2 separate regions of the Mus musculus genome follow, and region 2 is linked to region 1. The links are chromatin contacts, found by Hi-C or POLR2A ChIA-PET in ENCODE. All regions are on one chromosome and are shown on one strand. The core of a region is the stretch at or near the end of the contact, and the rest is flanking DNA. Distances in the headings are between cores, read along the strand shown. Region 1 overlaps Gm13025 (a long non-coding RNA gene). Region 2 holds the start of Padi3 (peptidyl arginine deiminase, type III).

Evidence for each region. Hi-C counts contacts between places; a loop is a spot of excess contacts on that map. ChIA-PET counts read pairs that join two places held with the same protein, here RNA polymerase II (POLR2A).
Region 2: a loop to region 1 is called in a map of left cerebral cortex, with 4 times the contacts of the local background. The contact joins the promoter of Padi3 here to the enhancer-like site in region 1. A Hi-C loop is called at or near these places in 1 of 37 maps with a recorded cell type or tissue (left cerebral cortex). POLR2A ChIA-PET finds 5 or more read pairs at or near these places in 1 of 5 experiments (embryonic stem cell).

What each region holds. Positions count from the first base shown.
Region 1 is chr4:140,682,789-140,686,536 of GRCm38, forward strand. It overlaps Gm13025 (a long non-coding RNA gene), which reads left to right. Exons shown (of 3, transcript XR_001784551.2): 2 at 1-107; 3 at 1,296-3,323. Among named protein-coding and RNA genes, the nearest start is that of Gm13025, 4.9 kb to the left of the region's middle. Within about 2 kb of position 1,688, at least 1 of the 3 ENCODE cell types and tissues checked has a DNase peak (open chromatin) inside an H3K27ac peak, as active enhancers do.
Region 2 is chr4:140,808,880-140,812,267 of GRCm38, forward strand. Padi3 (peptidyl arginine deiminase, type III) reads right to left here and starts at 1,769. Exons shown (of 16, transcript NM_011060.4): 1 at 1,637-1,769. The coding sequence starts at 1,728. Gm13032 (predicted gene 13032) reads left to right here and starts at 2,114. Exons shown (of 3, transcript NR_045944.1): 1 at 2,114-2,224.

The DNA.
Region 1 (3,748 bases), core at 438-2,937:
ACCTGGCAAGATCCAGCCGTGTTCATGCATGTGCAAGTGTGTACCCGTGCAGGTTAGAAGCGGACATCATCAGGCGTCTTCCTCATTGACTCTCTGCCTCATTTAGGGTACGGTATGCATGTGTGTCTTTCTTCCTATTCATATGTGTGAGTGTGTGCACATGCATATGTGTGTAAACTAATGTCAGGTGTCTTTCTCTCTCTCTCTCTCTCTCTCTCTCTCTCTCTTTTTTGGTTTTTCAAAACAGGGTTTCTCTATATAGCCCTGGTTGTCCTGGAACTCACTCTGTAGATCAGGCTGGCCTCGAACTCAGAAAGAAATCCGCCTGCCTCTGCCTCCGGAGTGCTGGGATTAAAGGCGTGCACCACGCCCAGCTTCAGGTGTCTTTTTTAATCATCCCCCAACTTATATCAAGGCAAGGCCACCCACTGGAGCCCCAAGCTCACCAATCCCAATACTCTAACTAGATGTCTCTGTCTCCCAAGAGCTGGGATGACAGGCCAGCCATCCCACCTGCCCAGCATCTGTGTGGGTGATGTTCGGAGATGAGAACTCTGGTCTTCATGTTTCCTTGGTAAGCACTTTACCCACTGAGCCACCCCCCTACCTCCAACCTCTCCTCTTACTTTTTGTATTATTATTATTATATTTATTTATTATATGTAAGTACACTGTAGCTGTCTTCAGACATTCCAGAAGAGGGAGTCAGATCTCATTACAGATGGTTGTGAGCCACCATGTGGTTGCTGGGATTTGAACTCTGGACCTTTGGAAGAGCAGTCGGGTGCTCTTACCCACTGAGCCATCTCACCAGCCCCTCCTCTTACTTTTTGAGACACGTTCTCTCACTGAACACAGAGTCCATCTCTTCAGGGAGCTCCAGGGATCCCCAGTCTCTTGTCTCTCCAATGCTAAGCCTAAAGGCTCAGCGGGCTCCTCCGTGGGTGCCTAGAATCAGATCTCGAGCAGGAGGCAGACGCTTTAGTCCGTGCATGTCCCCACAGAGGCCAGACGTGTCAACTCCCTGGATCTGGCTGCACAGATCAGATCATTGTGAGCTACCCCACCCCCACCCCCCAGGGACAGCAGCAGTGCGTGTCCTTGTCCCTGACTGCTGAGCTCACTAACACCTTGCTGATTTACCTACTTATTTGAGTCAAGGTCTCAATAGGTAGCCCAGGCTAGTCTTCAACTTGAAATCCCCCTGCCTCCACCTCCCAAGAGGAGGGACCACCACCGGCACGCACCCCTAATACCAACTTGTCTCTCTCTCTCTTTTTTTTCCCCTTTCACAGAATGGCATGTTTCTTCATTAACCAAGACATCACTGACATGTTCTTCCCTCTACCGTCCCACAGGGAGCCTGGTAATTCCCACAGACTTCAGGCCCCGCCCCAGAACAATGAGGTCTCTGGGCCCCCAGCAGATAGGAAACACATGGCCACACAGTCTGTTAGATTGTCAGGATCAAAGCAGAACATCTGGTTCTGACCCCCAGAGGGGCCCCAGCCGGAGCGCCAGCTCCTGTACCACAGTGGAAGGTCATTTTTTCCAGCCGTTTCGTGGTTCTCCATCAGGAAGGGAGGGGGGCTGTGATTGCCCCCCACAGAACATCTGTCAATGTCAGGAGATATTTTCGGGTTTTCCAGCTGAAAGGAAGGAGGAACTGCTGACATCTGTGAGGTGGGGGCCCCCCCCCCCGGGGCTAGCGCTGAGCCAGCTGCGGTTGCTCATGTCAAACAGCAGCTCTGCCCAAACTGATCTGGGGAAACTGAGGGGGTCCCTCCTGGGGTTCCTAGCTTCATTAATAAACGGATTTAAGAATGAACTCAATTGGAGACACAAGGACAATTTTATTAGAGTCTAAAAGAAAACCCCCAGGGCGGGCAGGCTGTAAACCTCCGCAGCTGCCCAGAGGAGGAGAGCACAGAAAGGGAACTGGGACCATGCCATTTAAGCTGGGACGGAAGTCAGACACGTGGCTAGCAAGCGGCCACATGGTGCCAAGGGAGGCTTTGGAGAAAGTGTAAGGAAGGCCGGAATGTCAGAGGGAACCCCCAAAACCTGGCTTAAAAAAGAGATAGGAGAAAGGATAAACTTACGCTTGCTAAATAAACAAATTTACCAGATTAAGTGGCTGCAATAAATGGGCTTCCCCACTAGGGACAGGGCTTCTGGGAGGAGACCATAGTATCTCAGTAATTCCTTCTGCCTGTCTCTTCCCAGGACCCCACTGTCCTAGGAATGGCCCTTAGGGAAAGTGAATGACCCGCCTCCACCCCACCCCGAGCCACAGATTCCATTCTCTGGACCAGTAGTAGGTTCAAGTTCAAGTTAGTGCAAAGGACTGGGAAATGACACTTGGGAAGGTGACGTTGGCCTGTATAGTCACAGGACAAAAGGCAAGTCGTGAATCATTGCACATTATAGAGGGGGTGGGGGATGGGGGAGTGGGATGTGGCTCAACCGCTCACCTAGTACACAAAGCCAGAGGTTCAGTCCCCAGCACTGCATGTGGGCGTGCCTGCCATGCTATTGCTCAGAAAACCGAAGGATCAGTTCAAGGTCACCCTCACCTGGGTCGTGAGTTCTAAACCAGCCTGAGATACATGAAACCCTGTCCCAAAGCAAAACTAGAATGCATTGGCCGTGCCTTCAGGTAGACAAACCATAGCAGCTGAAGGAAATGCTGAGCTGAACTCACAGAAATCCACCTGCCTCTGAGTGCCCGGATTAAAGTCCCGGGCAACCATGACTGGTTCCCTGGTTTTGAGACATAATCCAGACTAGCCTTACACGCTCCGTGTGACCAAAGATGCTGTAGAATTTCTGATCCTCCTGCCTCCACCTTCCAAGATGAGATTGCAGGTGTGTGTGTCGATTCCTGCTTTATAAAGTGCCAGGCCGAAGCATTGGCTTCCTGAAGGCTGCAGGCAAGCACAGCTCCCTGCTTTCAAAAACCTATCGAATCAAAGTCTTAGCTTAAGGGTTGATGGAAGCTGCATCCTTGTGTGTCAAGAATGTCTTCTAAAAGTCAAGAGGATGTCAGGTCATACAAGAGGTGGATCGAAAATGGTTACTACGGGAGACTGAAGACAACTGGGATGATGCACTCGTGACCTACACCCTTCATCTCTCTGGAAGTGTCATGTTCTACACAGCCAAGGTCAAGAGAGCTGCAGATCCTCAAAGACAAATGTAGCCTCTTCAGAGAACATCAGTTCCATTTACACAGCACAGAGGGTGATCGTGCCAGAGAGGATGGCCCGGCTGTGTGTGTATGCATGTGTCTCTGTGTGTGCATGTGTCTGTGTGTGTCTGTGCATGGGTGTGTACGTATGTATGTCTCTGTGCGTCTGTCTGCACGAGTGTGTAAGAGTGTGTATATGTGCTGGGCAGTGGTGGCGCACGCCTTTAATCCCAGCACTTGGGAGGCAGAGGCTGGCAGATTTCTGAGTTCGAGGCCAGCCTGGTCTACAGAGTGAGTTCCAGGACAGCCAGGGCTACACAGAGAAACCCTGTCTCGAAAAACCAAAAAAAAAAAAAAAAAAGAGTGTGTATCTGTGCATGTAGAGTGGTGTTATGTATGTTGCGTATACATGGGCATGTATATGTATTTATGTGTGCACATGCATATGTATTTGTGTGTGTGCATGAGTGTGGGGTATGTATATATATTTGTGTGCATGTGTCTGTTTCTACATGTGTATGTATGTGTATATGCATGTGTGTATATGTGTATCTGCAT
Region 2 (3,388 bases), core at 519-3,018, 130 kb after region 1:
ATCCCCAGGACGGCTGTACACCAACGCTCAAAGAAGCCCATGCCCCGTGAGTGTGATACTCTATTTCCCAGGGGGATTGGCCATCACTATGTGCAGAAATCCTAGAAAACACCAAAGCCCTGCCACCACCCATGACTGCCCCATCCCCAGTCTTCTTGGTGAATCCCCATCATGGCCCTAGTCACTCAAGTTACCCCCAGCCCAGCGGCTTGCCTCCCACCCAGCCCATCCTCCACCCTCGAAGGCACCTCTGAGAGGAGCAGGAGAGGGAGGGGGAGGAGAAGCTATCCCCAGCTCCCTGGACAAGTCAAACCGGAGATATATCTACCCAATGGGCACAAGGCAGCTGGGCAGTGAGTCACCCCTATGGGCACGCAGCCCTGGAGCAGGCTGTGGCGCCAGGCAGCATCCATCCCACTTCCTGTCCTGCCCGAATCTTTGGAAGCTAAAGCTACAGAGACTCCCCTCTGCATATCTCACAGTCCACCTACCCGCAGCCAGGAGCTAGCTCCTGGCATGCAGCTTATCTCGGACTTGGTTATCTCCTGTGACTGGCAGCTCACTCCTTCCCTCCCTACCTCAGACCCCAACCGATTTCACTCCACACTTGAAACTCTTACTTCTGGATGTTTGTTCTCAAAGGGTGTGAAACTTTGGCCCCTGGGGCATACCTGACAACGTCTGAGTTTTGGCTGGCCCAGCAGGGTTGGGAGCACTGTCGGCCCCTGGCAAATGAAGACCAAAGATGATTCTCACAGTGTTACAGTGAGTGGCACAGTCCCGCAGGGACTTCTGGTGGCCCAGTGCTGAAGCCACATCCAAGATGGGGGCAGGAAGGTCTGAGAGGTGACACCCTGATCCCTGCATCCTTGGAATCTCCTCAGCTCAGTCTCAGAGCTGGGACTCAAAAGCCTAAGAAACCAGCCCCGGTCCTACAAAACCCCTAGCCAAGCCACCCTGGCCCACAGCAGCCACAGCGCATAGGTGATGAGTGACCGTGGATCTGAAGCCCTGGGGCTCCAGGGGCTGGGCAGCTAGACACGAAGTCCTTAGTAAGTCTACAGTGGGCTCAAAGCTCAGCTTTGCCTCCAGGTGACATGGGCTAATGGCTCAACCTCTCTGTGCCACCACTGGTACTTTGTGAACATCACCTGAGATAGTGTTAACGTCAGGGCTCTTGTCAGGGTGGAGTCTGAGAAACTGTGACCAGCTCTGGGGACAGAGCTTGGCACCTTAAGTGCTAGGTCCGTGAGTAGATGTGGCCTTTTAAGAAATGACTTGATTCTCCCTGTGCTCATAAGGGGTTGGAGGATGAGAGTTCAGGTCCCTTCCCTTTCTTGTGACCAGTCTCTTCTAAGGACCCTTAAACCGAGAAATGAGCCCATGGCCCCAGAACTGTCTAAGTCCAATGTACGGAGCTCAGCTCTGCCTGGATCCTCAGGTTCAAAAACCCTGCTGGGAACGGGGCTGACTGCAGGAAGGACCCACGCTTCCCACAGTGGGCAGAGGTTCCCAGGTTAAGACTACAGATGAGGCACCGTAGGCCCAGCCTGTGCCCTGAGGAACACAGCTCCTAGCCGTGAAGGCCCACGGACTCCACACGACGAACCCCAGACCCTCCAGAACCAACTCTTACCCATAAATGTCCACGATGGTCTCAACCCCTGCCACACACACAGCGCTGGTGGGGTGCTCCAGAGACACACGCACAATCCTCTGTAGAGACATGCCGGCCTAGGATGGGGGCTTTGGCCACCAAACCCAGCACTAGCCAGAGGTCCCCCAGGATGTGCCTTTAAAGTACCCAGCTCCGCCCCTCCAGCTCAGGGCGCAAGCTTATTGGCTCTAGCTCTAGAAGCCCAGCCTCTTCTCAGAGGCCAAAGAGCCAATCCTCTCTTCAGGACTGGCCGGAAGGGTTCTGATATTTGCATATGAACCTGGGGCTCCCACCCCAGGGCACCCAAGGAGTTAATTTCTACCTAGAGAGAAAACAAGTCCCCACAGGTGCTTGGCCAGCACATCTGGGGTGGTTAGGGGGAGGGGGAGGGGGAGGACACGCAGGGGAACCCAGGGCTTTGTCCTGGCCTGTCTCTGTCCTCTTGCCTCTGTTTACACTGCTGGAAGGGCCGCTGAGGATGCAGGATGCAAGGCCCCACTTCACCCTGGTGCAGGCAACCGGAAGTGCAGGTGGCCCCTGGATGCTTCATGCAAACCTATGAGAAATGTTGGTCTTGCCTCGCTCCTCCCCCTCTCCCTCCCCCTTTCCCTCTTCCTCCCCTCCCCCCTCCCCCCCGTTCTTCCCCTTCCCCCTGCCTCTTCCCCTCCCCCTTCTCTCCACCCATCTTCCTCTCTTTTTATTCTCTCTCTCTCTCTCTCTCTCTCTCTCTCTGAGTCTCAAATACTCCAAACTCACTATGAGGTTAACAACAGTCTTAAACCTCAGATCCTTCTGCCTCCCAAGCGCTGGGATTACAGATCTGCACCACTCTACTCCATTTTATCTGGTGTTGGAAATCACACCTAGAGCATTGTGTGTGCTAGGCTCTACCAACCGAGCCACATCCCCAGCTTCGCCCCCCTCCCCATCTATATGTATTTCTAGATCGGTCTGATTTTTACATTTCTGGGAGAGGTGGTGCCCACCTGTGCCGTGGCACCTGTGCAGAGGCTGGAGGACTTGTTTCCTCCTACCAGGTCCATTCCAAGTCGTCAGGCTTGGTGGCTAGCACCTTTACCCACTGGGCCACCTTCTTGGACCTCTGCCCGCCTTTCTTAATTAAAAGCTTGGGTTGTAAGACTAGAGAGAGAGTGAGCTTCCTCCTACCTCAGGGTCTTCCTGGTGGCACTTCACACACACACACACACACACACACACACCTTACTTCAGCCCACCACCACCACCAATTGAGCCCTGGCTGAGGGGATCACAGCTGGGCAGTTGTAACGTGGATATGGGCTCACTTTCCTAAGGCTGATGTTGGAGGTCAAACCCTCCCAAGGGGGTAAATGATACAACAGTGACCAATGTCATCAGGACCAAGAATATCAGCGTAGGTTGCCCTCTTGTAGATGGGGAAACTGAGGCAAGAGGTATCTGCAAGAACAAGGACTCTGGGCAGGGGAGTCGGGTTTGATCGGCTGCACCACGTACTGACGGGATTCCATCTCTTCTCCTGGGGCTTGTTTCCTCAGGTCTAGAAAATGTGGCCAGTCACCCGCTCGGGCAGAGATAATGGCTGTGGAGGCTCAGAAGTGCTGAGTAGAGTCCCTCCTCCCAGCTGCTGCCCCCCCAGGGCAGGGCAGGGACCAGAACCCACTCACTTCCTAGGGTCCTCCATTTGCACCAGTCGGAGGCTGACATTTGGAGCCTATGACTGTCCCCTCTGCG